2 separate regions of the Homo sapiens genome follow, and region 1 is linked to region 2. A link is a loop called in an ENCODE intact Hi-C map of the cell type or tissue named here. Cell type or tissue: B cell. All regions are shown on one strand.

Region 1 (8,000 bases), 52 kb before region 2:
CCGGGAGGCAGAAGTTACAGTGAGCCGAGATTGCGCCACTGCACTCAGCCTGGGCAGCAGCGCAAGACTCCATATCAAAAAAATATATATTTAGGGCATTTAATTGGGAGGATTCTGATGGCTGGGATGTGGGTACAGAGGAAAGAGTAAGGATGAGGCTCTGTTATATGGCTTGGGTACCTGGGAAATTGGTAACCCCTAGAGCTGTTGGAGGAGAAACAAGTTTTGAGAAGATGTTGAGTCTGATTTTGAGCATGTTGAGTTTGAAATGCCCCAGATGTTCAAAAGGAAGTGTCCAGTGAGCAGCTGGATGTGGGGGTCTGGAAGCAAGGTAAGAACCATGTGAATGATTGGCATGCAGCCTCAGCATGTGGATGGAAGCCAGCAGAATGGGGAGGTCATCTAGGGGTATGTTTTGAGAGAGAGGAAAGGGCCTAGAATGGAACCCTGTGGGGCGATTTTTATTTTTTAAGTAGAGACAACATGGGGTTTCACCATGTTAAGACATGCCTGAGGAGGAGGAGAAGGTTGTAAGGAAATTAAGAGGAGACAGTTAGAAACCTAGGTGTTGCGTATAGCAATTCAGCTGCTCTCAGTCAGCATTCACTGAGTGTCCATATGCCCTGGGTGTATCTGGAGACAAGTGAGACTTGACCCTTGACATTAAACTCAGAGTAGTGGCCATCACCCAATTGCCGTCAACCTTCTGAAACAAGAGACCCCTTTCTCGCAGGCCAATGTCAGTCCTATTTTCTAAATGATAGATTGTGCTTCATTAGCAGTTTATATGAGGCACTGGAGTCCTTCCCAAGCTTACCCTCCTGTATCACCCAGGCCCAGAAAAGCCAGGCCTTGCAGCCAAGCCAAGAGCCTTCTGTCCATGGGAGATGGATGGCCTGAAAGGGACACTCCAGGATTGTCTGGGGTGGGGAGGGGGGTATGGAGGGAAAGGAGGGTCATGTCATATGTCTGGGGTTCAGCAAATTGTACCCACATACCAGGCACAGAAACATACAAGGAAGGCACCCCCGCTCTGTGGGCGAGACAAAGCAGCAATCCTCTTCCCACATGCCAACCCATCTTTTTCTTTGCCTTCACAAACGTGCCTTTTTTCTTTCTTCTTTTTTTGGTCCTCTGCAGCTTGGAATACATGAGGAAGAAGAGTGGGAGACAGGAGGAAAGGTAAGGTTGGGAGAGGGCAAGAGGAAAGGAGGAGAGTAGAGGGAACACTCCATCGATTGCCAGCACAATAAACTGTATCATGGACTACTTCAGCCTGGCCCCTGCTTTGCAGTGTGCGTGGAGCAGTTTCCTCTGGGCAGAGTCTCAGAGATGATGGCCAAGGCGACTGTGGCCTCAATGGACTTAACTGATAGGGCACTTCTCAGTGTGTCACAGGCCTTGGAGGCCCACTTCCATCTGTCCCCTCAGAGGCTGGGCAGACGCTTTCCCTGCCCTGATACCTTTGACTCATGATGGTATCGTCAACTGCCCATCACCTGAGGCAAGGGGCTCCCAACTGTCCTCAGTCCCAAACAGCAGGAACACCTGCCTCCCTGACCCACATGACAGCAGGGTAGGGGGTGGGAGAATGCTATGGGCAGGTTTGCCCTGTGGGAGGCCCCTGTGAGGCAGAGGGGGTCAGGAGAGATACAGAGGTGGGAGGACAAGGGTTCTCTCTGCCCCTCCACCATCTCAGGAACCTGGGCATGGGCCTGGGTGTAGGAGGCCATCCAGCCTGCCTTCAAGCCACTGATGGAGAGAGGCTGACTGGCTGTCCTGGGGTTGATTCATGCTGCTCTGAGCCAGATAGGCATCATGTGCTTCACCTGGCTGTGCTCACAGTGCCCTCATTCCAGCTCCTGTCCCCTTCCGATCCTCACACCCACCCCTGGCTAGAGCTGAATACTAGGCTCTGGCCTCAGGACTCTGCAGAGCACAGAGTCTAGGGTCTGTCCCTTCCCAGCATTGGAGAGCAGGGATTCTTAGTGACAACGCCAGTGGACCCCTTGGCTGGGATGATGACATTTTTCCATCCTCCATTTCTTGCCCAAGCCCTGCTCTCTCCTGTGTACTGAGCTGTGAGCTCATGCAGGCTCAGTCACCCCCATCTGCACTTTCCCAGGACCTGGTCAACCAGTGTTCACTTCCTCTTCCCCCACCATGACAGGCTATGCTTTTGATGCAGGTGGATAGCCCTGCTCTACCAATGGGCCTCTTGTGGGGGCCTCAGGACTGAGGGCTGCTAGGGGCGGTTCTGGGATTGCCGGCCTCCTCCAGGGACCCCTGGGGCAGGCCCCAGCTGTGGCCAGCCTTGGGTGCTGGCCTGGTCTCCATCATTTGTTTGCCTCCTCTGCCCCATGCTGCTCCAGCTCACCACCCCAAATACTGAGCTGCACCATCCCGTGCCACCCTTCGTTACCCAGAGAGCAAAGAGCCGCGCCAGTGTGCAGAGGGCTGCCTGCCTGCCCCTGCCCACCCTCGCCCCAGCGTCTGGAATGAGCCACTTGCATCCACACAGGTGCTTCCTGTGCTTCTTCCTGTTGCCGTTTTTTCTGCTCAGCTTGGCTTCCCCAGCAGGTGGTTAAAGCCCCAGCCAAACCTCTTCATACCTAGCTCTAAAACACTGGGGGGCAGGGCTCCCTGGGGATCTGGGTCACCCTCCAGAGGACTGTTGGCACTTCACTGGCTCTTCCTGAGGGCAGGCTCCCCAACGTGACACGTCCTGCACAGGCCAAGCTGCTGCCACAGGTACTGGGACATCAGAGTGGCCTCAATGAGTCAGGGAAGTGCTGCGTATGCACCACCTCCTTGCCCCTGGATACTGGAAGTGCTGAGGGAGAGGGGAAGGGTGGAGAGCCTGTTTCTCTAGCCACGGGTGTGGGCCTCCCTCAGCCCCTCCTTAGAACAGGCCTGCCATCCTGAAGTCCCACCCCACACTCCAGTTCCTCACGCAGGACTCAGCCTTCTGGGGTTAACACATTCACTGGCCAGGCAGCTCTGGGGCAAGGCGAGGCGGGGCAAAGGCAAGCCCTCTCCTGGGATCTCTGCTTCCTGAAGCAGCACAGGTTGGCCGGCTGTTGGGGATCACAGAGTTCAGGCACGTTTGTTATTATAGAGGGGGAGACAGCTGGAGAGGGAAGGGACTTGCTGTCTTGGGTCACAGGTTAGCCATCCAGGTCTCCTGCCTCCCAGGTCCCAGCTCTTCCCCTCCGCAAGGAGCTCCTCTCCCCTGCCATCCAGCTTCAAGGAGCTCCTTCAGCCCCCTCTGCAGAAAGCTGCCCAGGCTGCAGAAGACCCAAACCTGGCATCTGCTGACGCGGATCTGCTGCCCCCTGGTGGGCAGAAGCTCCAGCCACCCCGTGCCTCCTTTCCCTTCCTGTTTTTCCTTTCCCTTCCCCTTTGCTCCCAGGCCACAGCCTGGGATTGGCACCCTTTGGTGTTTTCTGGGCCAACTCCAGTTTAGCTCCACCTTGGGCCGTAGTTCCCAGGCCCAGGGTAGGCCCCACCTGCAGGCTGAACCACCCTTTTCCCCTGCTCTCTTCTCCAAGCCCAGTTCCAGCCTCTGGGCTTTCTTCCACCTGAATTTCCAGGGCAAGTGCACATGGCACTGTCACAGCTGCAGTGTGAACACACCAGTGTCAGGCAGGGCCACAGCCAGAGGGTGTTGGAGCAGAGGGTCAGGAGTGTACCAGGCCATGTAGGAAAGACATTTTGCTTTTTTATTTTCTGTAAAACTCTGTAAATAAAATACAAAACCAAGGGATGTGGCTGGGCAGCGGCAGGGTGGCCAAGCCCCAGACACTGATTTGTGGCAAGGGATGTGCTGAGCCGAGGCTGGGAGGCACTTGACTGCAGGCACTGACTCTCCAACCCCAGGGGCAACAGAAGAATATATTAGATTTTCATTGCTAGGAATCTGTGGGGGAGGGGTATCTGGAGCCAGCCCTTACCCTCCCTGCCAGTGCCTGGTGAGCCCTGAAAGTGGGGGGAAAGGGGCACCAGGAACCCATGGGTGAATAGTTTAGAATGCTGTGCTGGCCATGCTGCCAGGCCCAAAGATGCGGGGCAGGGCGTCCAGGGACTCCTCCAGCCGTCGATGGGCAGACTGTCCCTCTTCTCCTGTAATGAGTGAGGATGAGGTCAAGGGTGGCCCTAGCCCCATCCCACTCTCCCACCCCTGGCGCCATCTCTCCTACTCCCATCAGCCAAGATGTCCCAGAACTCCACCCATCTCTTCCATCCCCCAGCCTCACCACACTGCTGTAGGCTTTGCCGGGCAGCTTCCCTCACAGCTTCTGTGTCAGTTTGGCAGAGGTACACCAGGGGCTCAATGCCCTCGGGAGCCTGTCAGGGGAGGGAGCATTGAGGTGGGCTCAGGGGAGCAGATGGGAGGGTTTCAGGGGTGGGGGTGCCGGAAGCGGACAGAGGGGTGGGAGGGTTGGCAGGGGTCACCTTGATGCAGCCTAGGGCCAGGCAGCCAGCCACTCGAGTCTGCACGTCCTCATCCTCCAGCTGGTCCAGGAAGCACAGGAGGGCCTGTGGAAGGGTGGGAGGACAGACTTAGCCAGACAGTGGGAGTCCAGGACCCCAGCCCTCGCCCTCAAGGGAGCCCTGTCCAACTCACCCTCTCCCGGAAGGTAGGGCCCAGTGACAGGCTCCGGAGCTGGGTGCTGACAGCAGCCATGACCTTGTTGTTGCCATGGACGAGCAGGGAGCTGAGGGCCCGCAGCCCGTCCCTTCGCAGACGCCCCTCGGGCGCCAATCTCAGGGCCTTCAGCACAACAGCCTGATCATCCGAGTTCAGATTCCGCACCAGTAGCACTGAAAAAAGGGGATATGGTGGGTGGGTGGGCAAGGTGGCAGGGTGAGGAGCCCCCGAGGTTGGGGAGGGCTTGTCCTCATGTCCTCAGACCCCAAGAGGCCACTATGTGATCAGGGCCACCGCCTCACCCTCCTCAGCGGTCTCAGTCACGTAGGCCTCCATGGTGGGGCTGTCCAAGGTTTCCACAAAACTCCAGAACTGGAAGACTGTGAGCTGCTCTCCAGGCCCTGGCTGGGGCCTTCTGGGCAGCTTCTGCCCCAGGGCATCCTCCAGGAACTTCACACACACTGCAGGAGGCAGTAGCATGGGCCTCAGAGTTTGGGTGAACACAGCTTTTAGAGGGGAGAGATGCTCCTATCCCAGGCTCAGGTCCAGGGGCCCCCTGTTCAAACCCCACCCATCTGGGTCCTTCTGCTCTAAGGCCCAAGTCTTTGCTGGTCTCCTCGGTGCCCAGTTCGTTTATCTGTGTGGGCTGACCTGGCTTCCCCGAGCTTCCTGTCACTGGGAATCTGAGCAAGGGTGGAAGGAGGAAGCAGCCCACTCACCAGCCTCAGCCAAGCCTGGCTGGCGCAGGGAGAGGCGGGCACCATACTGGTTGCAGAAGGTGAGAAGCACCCGCTCCACCGGGCAGAGGAAGCAGCTGAGTCTCTCTGTGCACTGGTCCCAGAAGGTCAGGAAGCCAGGCCGAGAGGCCGAGAACTGCACCACTGTGAGGGGGTGAGGGAAACCGTCAGCAACAGGCAGGCAGGTGAGTAGAGAGCATGCAGATGGCAGTAGGCTGAGGTAGGAGCTTCAAGGCAGATGGCAGAGCCCGAACCCCCAGGGCCTTTACCTTCCTGGGCAGAGCTGGCCGGGATCTCCCACCGCCTGCTGAACTCGCATACTGCCTCCAGTACTCGGGCTTCCCGCAGCAGCCGCTCCAGGGCCCATGCCTCCTGGCAGCGCAGGGGCCCAAATGTGCCCAGTTTCTGGAGAACATGGGTGGCCAAGTAGCTCAGGCCTCAGGGTAGGGCTCGGGAGGATCGTGCTCAGGGACAAGTCCCAGCATGCACTGGGGGAGGTTGGGGTTGCAGAGTTGGGAGATACTCCATTCAGCAAGGGCCAGATGCCAAGGGCCCTGGGGCACTGGGGTGTGGCACTCAGAGGAGGTATAGAGGACCAGGATGGAAGGGCAGGACTCCCTGGGGTTAGGGGTTACAAAGGAAGGGTGGGGGAACACCATCAGCCTCACCAGCAGGAGGCGACTGCAGTGGTACAGGTGCCGGACCAAGGCAGCATCCAGAGCTGGACACCCCGTGCTGAGGGGGCGGGCACTGGGTGAGTCTATGCTGTCCTCAGCCCCAGCCTCCGGGCTGCTTGGAGGCCTGAGGGAAAAATGGGGTCCACCACCCCACAGGCACACATCACCACCTGGTCACCAGCGTTTATTTTTATTAAGCTTCCCCCATGCCAGAAAGGAAGAAGATGATGCACCGACAGCAGACAGTGGGGTAAGTTCATGGAGGATTTCCAGAAGGAGGAAGGGGCTGGGACCAGCAGGTGGTAGTAGGGATCTCTGGAGTCAGTCTGCGCCATGCTACCTCCAGCTGGGACCACTGGGGATGGCATGGGTAGGAGTAGGCTGCAGGCGGGATGGTTTATGACAAGTGGACTGCAAAGGGTGCAGGGCATGGGGCTGTAGCCTGGGCAGCAGCAGAGGAAGGAGGGACCTGGCACAACTCTCAACTGGGAACCAGCAAAGGCCACTCCAGGACTGACAGTTGAGGGGCCAGGGCCTCTGGGAGAGTCGGGGTTGAGAAGGAGTGGGGCAGTGCTGGGGTCCCAGGGTGCACGGCGAGACACTGAGAGAGCTCCTTAAAGGGCAGGTCCAAGGTGAGGCCAAGGGGAAGAGGAGGGGCTGGAGGCACCCAAGCTGATGGGGACCGGCAGGGGAGGCAGACATTGCAGAGATGAAGAGGGCGGTCAGAAGCACTGGGGACACACGTAGGGTTGGAGACATGGGCATGAAGGACATGGGAGGGGTGGACACAGGTGCACCTGCCAGCAACTCAGTCCTCACATGCTCCACCTGGCCCTGCCTCACCTGTCCTGTCCTTTGACTTTCTCCCAATTCACCTGTTCCACCTTCCCCTGGTCCTGCCTCACCTTTTCCCTCTCACCTAGCCTCACACCCATCTTGCCTAGCCCCCTCACCTGTCCCCAGGAACATCATTGTCTTCATCTTCGTCTTCATTGAGGAAGCTGAAGCTCTCCAAGGCATGCTCCACAGTGATGCTGAGACTGGAGGCCCGGCTGCGAGTCAGACCTTGTCTCTGCTGAGGTTGTGAAGGGCATCAGAGCGGCTGCCGCCCCCTGGCTGCCCTCCCTGGTTGCCCTAGCCCAGCCCAGCCCTCCTCACCATGAGCAGACTTTCTAGGCGGGTCACCTCCTGCTCCAGGCCCTGCAGCTCAGGAAACTGGCCACGGTAGTCATCCAGGGCAGCCATTAGGGCCCCCAGTGCCTCCTCCAGGCTCCTGTCCCCAGACCCTCCGGCTGCCGTTGGGACTGGGGTCTGGACAGCCATGGCCAGGCAAAGGTCTGAATGCTGGGGTGCAGGGGTTGGGGGTGAGGGAGTGGGGCTTAGACTCTGAACCGTAGACTCTGAGGGATCTGGGGCAGGGCTTGTGAGGGGTTTCCTACTGGAATGGGCAGGACTTGGGTGGGGAGTTCTGGGGGCCATAGGGTCTGCCTGAGTGTAGGAATTGGAGACTGGGGGACTACAGGGAAGGGAGTCAGTGCCTGGGAGGGTGGGGTCTGAGTGTTTGGAGGGGCTGGAGAGGGTAGCAAGTTCTAGAGAAGTGGAAGGGCTTACATTTATAAGGATGGGGCTTGTGGTGGGATGGGTGGGGCTTGTGGTAGGATGGGTGGGACTTGTGGCAGTCTGGACTAGGCCCATACCACTGGGGGTAGGACTTGTAGTGGTGGGAGGTGACATACTGGTTTTGTGGGTGGGACTTGTGGGGGTATGGGTGGGGCTTGTGGAAGTATGAGTGGGGCTTGCTGTGGTATGGGTAGGGCTTGGCATAGTGTGGGTGGGGCTTGTGGTAGTCTGGACTGGGCCTATGATATTGAGGGTAGGGCCTGTAGTAGTAAGGGTAGAGATTATGGGCTTGTGGGTGGAGCCTGTAGTAGTGTG
Region 2 (8,000 bases):
GAACCCGGGAGGCAGAGCTTGCAGTGAGCTGAGTTCACACCACTGCACTCCAGCCCGGGTGACAGAGCGAGACTGTCTCAAAAAAAGAGAAAGAAAGAGAAAGAGAGAAAGAAAGAAAGAAAGAGAAAGAAAGAAAGAGAAGGAAGGAAGGAAGGAAGGAGAGAAAGAGAGAAAATAAAGAACTGAGCTGGGTATAAGCCACTGTCTTCAACCTTTGCAGCACTACAGGCTCCACGACAGAAGTTCTGAACTGGGACTGTTCAGACAATGTGTCTTGTCTTACCACTGTAGAAAGGTGACAAGAGCAGGAGGACCTGGGACTTGGTGTATTTGGGGCCTCCCTGGGTTGGCCACAGCTCTTTCCAGCTCATTCCTCTTGTAGGCTGCCCTGAACTTGCTAACCCAGGGCCAGACTCTGGCCTATGATGAGGAAGCCATCCTGTGTGCTGGCACTCACCCTGGCTGTTCCAGTTTGTACCTTGGGAGTCAGTTTTCTGACCCCCAATGTTATGTCCGAGCTGGAATCTGAGGACAGGGCTGCTCAGTTGGGTTCTCAGGAGCCTGGTGAAGATATCAGGTCCAATGGGGCCTATGACCTTGAACTCCATTTTTTCAGGGCTGTCAATAACAGGAGGAGCATAGGTTGTCATTGGGTGAAGTTGCCCAAGATGGTTGCCTAGAAGGAGTTTAGGGGGTTGGATCCTGGGGTCCAGGCCACAGATGGAGGCTGCAGAGAGTGGAACTTGGGAAGCCAGTGCTGGAAAGGTGGGAGACTCTGGAGAGAGGAGTGAGGGGTGCTCTAGAAAAGGTGATGGGTTGGAGGAATCATAGGAATCCCTGGGGTGTCCACATAAGTGTCATCTCCTGACATGGGGAAGTGGTGGGTGGCATTCAGACCCAGCTTCTCTGGACCCTTCCTTGACTTTGGTTCACCCTGCAAGTACGGCTGTGGGCCGGCCTGTGGCCAGGTGGTCTTAGCTGGACCACGAGGGCTGTGTGCTTTGCAGGCCCCAGTAACAGTGACAAAATCCATTCAGGACATGCTGAAGGCAATAAGGTGATGGCTGGGCTCACAGAAAAAGAGGCGGGGGCCTTCCTGGACTAGGAAGGCTGAGTCATCTCCTGGTGGGTATCTCCAAGGAGTGGACCAGACCACAGGAGCCCCAAAAGACCCAAATTCTTTGTGTTCAATACCCAGCCTTCACATCAACCCTGCTCCCTCCACCCCCAGGTTCCTAGTAAGCCCTAAGCATTTGCACCAGGCTCTGGCATGCAGTAAGTGCTCAGGACATATTTTAAGATAAAGGAATGAGCGCTGCCTCCTCACTGGGTTACAAGGGCCAGCACCTATTTGGTGTCCCCGGAGCTGAGTGTCAGGCCGCTTATTCCTCTGCCTCTAACATCCCCAGCAGCCCTTCCCACTAATTGGCTGCAGGCCTCAGCCATCATCTAGTACCAGAAAGACCTTGGGCTTTGGAGTTAGAAATGGTGGGTTAGGGCAGAGATTCTCAAAGCTCAGTCACATCAGAGCCACCTGAAAGGTCTGTTAAAACTCTAGCAGTTGGCCGGGCGCGGTGGCTCACATCTGTAATCCCTGCACTTGGGGAGGCCGAGGTGGGCGGATCACGAGGTCAGGGGTTCGAGACCAGCCTGGCTAATATAGTGAAAGCTTGTCTCTACTAAAAAACACAAAAATTAGCCGGGCATGGTGGCTCGTGCCTGTAGTCCCAGCTACTCGGGAGGCTGAGGCAGGAGAATCGCTGGAACCTGGGAAGCGGAGGTTGCAGTGAGCCGAGATGGAGCCACTGCACTCCAGCCTGGGCGACACAGTGAGACTCCATTTCAAAACAAACAAACAAACAAACAAATAAACAAACAAACTCTAGCAGCTGAGCCCTACCCCAGGAGTTTGTGATTCATTATGTTGGGGCAGAGCCAGACTTAACATCCTCCCAGGTTCCTACCTTAGGCTGATGCTGTTGGTGTGGGCGCCACATTTTGGGGGATAAGTATGCTTAGACACACGTGGAACAGACTCTTGGTGTCCACTGCTGGTATCTGCCTCTGATGTGTCTGGGGCTTTCTGAGCTCACTCTACAAGTTGGTCAGAAGTGCTAGGAGTTAACTCTCCCCCAACAACCCTCCAAGGGACTGAGACAGGGTTGCTGTATATCTACTCACCTTCCTCCTGCCTTGGGTGGAACTTCTCTGAGACATGCATTCTGCACTGCAGCCCAGAGTTCCCCACCCACACCCCGGGGGGACCAGGCATCCCTGGTGGAACCCTGCTTATGACCCACTTTATAGTGGCTGTCTTCCCTCCCTGTATTTTTGTACGCTTGTTCTTTGTATCCTCTTTTATTTCCTTATTTATTTTTGAGACAGGGTCTTGCTCTGTCGCCCAGACTGAGTGTAGTGGCATGCTCACGGCTTACTGCAGTCTTTTTTTTTTGAGATGGAGTCTTGCTCTGTCGCCCAGGCTGGAGTGCAGTGGTGCAATCTCAGCTCACTGTAAGCTCTGCCTCCCGGGTTCAAGCCATTCTCCTGCCTCAGCCTCCTGAGTAGCTGGGACTACAGGCGCCCGCCACCACACCCGGCTAATTTTTTTGTATTTTTAGCAGAGACAGGGTTTCACCATGTTAGCCAGGATGGTCTTGATCTCCTGACCTCATGATCCGCCTGCCTCGGCCTCCCAAAGTGCTGGGATTATAGGCTTGACCCACCGCCCCCGGCTGGCTTACTGCAGTCTTGACCTCCTAGGCTTAAGCAATCCTCCCACCTAAGCCTCCCTAATAGCTGGGACTGCAGGTATATGCCACAATGCCAGGCTATTTTTTTTTTGAGACAGAGTCTCGCTGTCACCCAGGCTGGAGTGGCAGTGGCACGATCTCAGCTCACTGCAACCTCTGCCTCCCAGGTTCAAGTGAGCCTCCTGCCTCAGCCTCCCAAGTAGCTAGGATTACAGGTGCACACCACAACACCTGGATAATTTTTGTATTTTTAGTAGAAATGGGGTTTCATTCACCGTGTTGGCCAGGCTGATCTCAAACTCCTGACCTCAAGTGATCCAGCCATGTCAGCCTCCCAGAGTGCTGGGATTACGGGCGTGAGCCACTGCGCCCAGCCTAAGTTTTGTATTTTTTATAGACAGGATTTCCCCATGTTGCCCAGGCTGGTTTTGAACTCCTGGGCTCAGGCAATCTGTCCACCCTGGCCTCCCAAAGTGTTGGGATTACAGGCGTGAGCCACCATGCCTGGCTTGTATCCTCTTAATAAACTTCCTGTGCTACAATGTTTGTCTCAAGGTTTTCTGAAGTGGGAACTCAAACTAAGACAATGTCTCTGCCTCTTGTTTGTCTACGACTATGGTCAGGTTCATGCCATTGCACTTGATCTTAGCCAAAAGGCCAAGAAACGACAGGTTCATGCCATTGTTCTGGGCCTCCATTCATTCTTCTGTGAAGTGGAGAGAAGTCCACCAACGTTCTCATTGACTTGCAGTAACAGCACAATGGGTATGAGCATTGCAGAGCAGGGACTCACTGGGGCTCTGCAAGTATGGAGGAGGAAACTCATTTCTTTTTCTTTTTTGACGTAGTTTCTTTCTTGTCACCCAGGCTGGAGTGCAATGGTGTGATCTCAGCTCACTGCAAGATCTGCCTCCTGGGTTCAAGCGAGTTTCCTGCCTTAGCCTCTCAAGTAGCTGGGATTCCAAGCACATGCCACCACGCCCGGCTAATTTTTGTATTTTTAGTAGAGACGGGGCTTTACCATGTTGGCCAGGCTGGTCTCAAACTCCTGACCTCGAGTGATCTGCCAGCTTTGGCCTCCCAAAGTGCTGGGATTACAGATGTGAGCCACCGCACCCGGCCTAATAACATTTTTTATTGGGAAAATTTACATGATATAAAATTCACTATTTTAACCATTTTAAAGGGTACAGTCCAATGGTTTTTGTATATTCACGATGTTATTCAACCATCACCACTACCTATTTGGAGAACATTTGACGTTTTTTAGTTGTTGCAACTAAAGAGGTGTGGTGCTACTGACACCTAGTGGGCAGAGAACAGAACTGCTGTTAAACTTCCCACCAGAAAGAATTATGTGGGCCTGGGGTTGCTGGTAATCCCAACACTTTGGGAGGCAGAGGTGGGAGAATCACTTGAGTCCAGGAGTTTGAGACCGGCCTGGGCAACAAAGTGAGACGCCATCTTTACAAAAAATACAAAAAATTAGCCGGGCGTGGCAACGTGGGCCCGTGGTCCCAGCTACTCGGGAAGCTGAGCTGGGAGGATCACTTGAGCCTGGGAAGGGGAGGTTGCAGTGAGCCATGATTGCACCACTGCACTCCAGCCTGGACAACAGAGCAAGATCCTGCCTCAAAAAAAAAAGAAAAGGAAAATTATCTGCACCAAAATGTTAACAGTAGAGGTTGAGAAACCTTGCTCTACACAATGAAAACACCATCACCACACCAACAGTAATTCAGCAGTATCACCCTGACTTGTTCCAAGAATGCCATTTTACCATGTTTTTTTCTTTTTTTTGAGACGGAATTTTGCTCTTGTTTCCCAGGCTGGAGTGCAATGGTGCGATCTCGGCTCACTGCAACCTCTGCCTCCCGGATTCAAGCAATTTTCCTGCCTCAGCCTCCCGAGTAGCTGGGTTTACAGGCATATGCCACCATACCCAGCTAATTTTGTATTTTTGGTAGAGATGGGGTTTGTTGGTAAGGCTGGTCTCAAACTCCCGACCTCAGGTGACCCGCCCACCTCAGCCTCCCAAAGTGCTGGGATTACAGGCGTGAGCCACCACGCCCAGCCCATTTTAGCATTCTTATTTTAGTCCAGGAGTGAAGCAAGGTTCATGAATTGGATTTGGTTATGTCTCTCTAGTGTCTTTTAATATAGAAGAGTATCCTCTGCCCCACACTCAGCCTGTTTGTTTTTCATGTCATTGATTTTCTTTTTAGGAGTTTAGGCCAGGCCACTTTTCTAGTATATTCTGGATTTACCTGATTGCTTCTTCAAGATTGGATTCATGGTAAATACTTTTGTCAAGAATACTACTTTGGTGATTTTTGCATCACATCAGGAGGCCCATCATATAAGATTGCTGTGCTATTTATGATGTTGAAACTGGAAGATAACATAGTTCAGAAGACAGAATCCGGTGCAGCCTCCCCCTCCCCTTCTCCTCCAAGTATGGTGTCCAGGCAGCTACTGTAGTTTGTCTACCCTTTCTGAAAAGTAGCGAGCTGGGAGAGGTAGTGCATGCCTGTAGTCTCAGCTACTCAGGAGGCTGAGGTAGGGAGATTACTTGAACCAGGGAGTTCAAGGCTGCTGTGTTATGCACATCAGCCTGGGCTACACAGTGAGACTATCTCAAAAAAAAAAAAAAAGTGAAAAACAGTGAAAAAGTCAGGGTAGCCTGAGGCAGATAACACTCAGCCAGCAGGAAGTCTTCAGACCCTCCTCTCTTCTCTCTCTTTTTTTTTTTTTTTGAGATGGTGTCTTGCTCTGTCGCCCAGGCTGGAATGCAGTGGTGTAATATTGGCTCACTGCAACCTCTGCCTCCTGGACTCAAGCAATTCTCCTGCCTCAGCCTCCTGAAAAGCTGGGACCATAGGCATGTGCCACCACACTGGCTAATTATTTTGTACTTTTAGTAGAGACAGGGTTTCACCATGTTGGCCAGGCTGGTCTCAAACTCCTGACCTCAAGCCATCTGCCTATCTTGGCTTCCTGAAGTGCTGGGATTACAGGCGTGAGCCACTGCACCCAGCCTTCTCTTCTCTTTATTACAGCTGTAAGAGGCCTCACCTTTGGGCCGGGCGCGGTTAGGAAGTCCTGATCATGAGGTCAGGGGCTCGAGGCCAGCCTGACCAACATGGTGAAACCCCATCTCTACTAAAAATACAAAAAAAATTAGCCGGGCGTGGTGATGCACATCTGTAATCCCAGCTACTCAGGAGGCTGAGGCAGGAGGATTGCTTGAATTCAGGAGGGGGAGGTTGCAGCGAGCTGAGATTGCGCCACTGCACTCCAGCCTGGGCAACAGAGGGAGACTCCGTCTCAAAAAAAAAAAAAAAAAAAGGTCTCACCTTCAAAGACGGTTTCCTTTGCCAACACCAAGGAGTAGGCTCCAGCCTGGGTTGCTGAGAGGACATGGGAGGACTCCTGGGACTTCTTCAGCTGTTACTTGGTTCCCAGGGAGAAAAAAAGCGAGGACAGAAGTGAGCAGAATCCCTTGAGACTAGAACCAGGAAGCTAAGGGTGTGGGACAGTGAGGGTTGGGGGCTGTGCTGATGGAAACTTCAGGGCCTGATAGGATTCCTGTCATGAACAACTCTGCAAAAGCCACACTGAAGTTACCCCCTATCTTCCTTCTCTTTAGGAAGTAACTTCCTCTTCTCTCCACCTTTAGGAACCCCACCTACAGACCGTCTCCTCCAGGAAACCTAGCAGTGCTGCAGGAGGAAGGAACTCTTTACTTCTGGTCTCAAGGCACTTCAGGCTTGAACCACCATGAAGGCAGAAATTCCATCCAGTTACCCTGGAAGTGGGAAACCGACAACCTGCATGGCATTTTTTGAAGCTAGACATGTAAACATCATTTAAAAGTTCTGTTTTCTTGGCTCACGCCTGTAACCCCAGCACTTTGGGAGGTCAAGGCAGGCAGATCATGAGGTCAGGAGATTGAGACCATCCTGGCTAACACGGTGAAACCCTGTCTCTACTAAAAATTCAAAAAATTAGCCGGGTGTGGTGGTGGGCGCCTGTAGAACAGCTACTCGGGAGGCTGAGGCAGGAGAATGGCGTGAACCTGGGAGACAGAGCTTGCAGTGAGCCGAGATCGCACCACTGCACTCCAGCCTGGGCGACAGAGTGAGACTCCGTCTCAAAAAAAAAAAAAAAAACTTCTGTTTTCTCTCTTTTCTTTAAAAACCTGAAGCTCTTAGCTGGGTGTGGTGGCACATGCCTGTAATCCCAGCTACTCGGGAGACTGAGGCAGGAGAATTGCCTGAACCCAGGAGGTGGAGGTTGCAGTGAGCCAAGATCACGCCATTGTGCTCCAGCCTGGGCAACAGAGCGAGATTCCATCTTAAAAAAAAAAAAAAGTCTGAAGCTCTGGCAAACCTGGGCCTACATCTCTGCCTGCCATCAATGGCTTCTCCCTTCAGGCCAAACTCACACTCTTCAAACTGTTATTAAAATACCACAGGTTTGGTCTAGGTCATGCTGCTCACCACACAGAAAGCCAATCACTGAGACAATTATTGCCAAGGAAGAAGGCTTTAATCGGGTGATGCAGGTGAGAAGACGGGAGATCGGTCTCAAATCCATCTCCCTGATGGACTAAAATTAGGAGTTTATATAGCAGGGAAGAAATGTAATTGTGTGTGGGAAAACAAATGCAAGGGGTAAGGAAGCAAATCATGATGAATGAGGGCCCTTGAGTCTCATTGTCTGGATGGGATGATCTGGTGGGTTTCAGTTCTTTGATACTTTTTGAGAGGACTGGGGATCCTTTCCTGAGAGGGGAACTCAGATAAAACAAATGTAAGTTTCAAGCTTTAGGATCAGAAGGGTTGATTTCTATGTTTATCCAAAAAAGCTGTCTATGGGACTATTGGGTTGGTTTCAAAACTTCCCCAATATTGAGTCAGAGTGTGGTCATTGTTAATGTTGAAATACAGAACTAATCTTTTGTTTCCGAAAAAAAGTATGACAGGCCGGGCATGGTAGCTCATGGCTGTAATCCTACCACTTTGAGAGGCCGAGGCAGGTGGATCACCTGAAGTCACCTGAAGTTCAAGACCAGCCTGGCCAACGTGGTGAAACCCCGTCTACACTAAAAATACAAAAATTAGCTGGGTGTGGTGACACACGCCTGTAATCCCAGCTACCTGGGAGGCTGAGGCAGGAGAACTGCTTGAACCCAGGAGGGGTTGCAGTGAGCTGAGACTGTGCCACTGCACTCCACCTGGGCGACAG

What was found. Peaks named below come from ENCODE experiments on the same cell type or tissue, not always from the same donor. Only the 100,000 strongest peaks of a DNase experiment are listed, where the experiment ranks them.
Region 1: a loop joins it to region 2, with 6 times the contacts of the local background. A loop is called at or near these places in 4 of 110 quality-filtered maps.

Annotation. Positions count from the first base shown.
Region 1 is chr16:67,542,488-67,550,487 of GRCh38, reverse strand. RIPOR1 (RHO family interacting cell polarization regulator 1) reads right to left here. Exons shown (of 22, transcript NM_024519.4): 13 at 7,224-8,000; 14 at 7,019-7,140; 15 at 6,057-6,189; 16 at 5,658-5,793; 17 at 5,371-5,532; 18 at 4,954-5,112; 19 at 4,628-4,824; 20 at 4,456-4,539; 21 at 4,257-4,347; 22 at 3,702-4,122. The coding sequence ends at 4,025. It overlaps LOC124903703 (a long non-coding RNA gene), which reads left to right. Exons shown (of 2, transcript XR_007065094.1): 2 at 1,141-1,269. Among named protein-coding and RNA genes, the nearest start is that of CTCF-DT, 16 kb to the left of the region's middle. RefSeq lists silencers at 3,188-3,482, 7,687-7,736 and enhancers at 3,432-3,491, 7,927-7,976. In B cell, CTCF peaks have their summits at 3,142 and 3,343 (motif pointing left); DNase peaks (open chromatin) are centred at 2,157, 2,557, 3,297, 7,797 and 1 weaker place; H3K4me3 peaks cover 1,656 bases; H3K27ac peaks cover 7,691 bases.
Region 2 is chr16:67,490,228-67,498,227 of GRCh38, reverse strand. ATP6V0D1-DT (ATP6V0D1 divergent transcript) reads right to left here. Exons shown (of 4, transcript NR_184227.1): 3 at 6,107-6,203. Among named protein-coding and RNA genes, the nearest start is that of AGRP, 11 kb to the right of the region's middle. In B cell, CTCF peaks have their summits at 3,863 and 4,065 (motif pointing left); DNase peaks (open chromatin) are centred at 4,047 and 6,414; H3K27ac peaks cover 4,112 bases.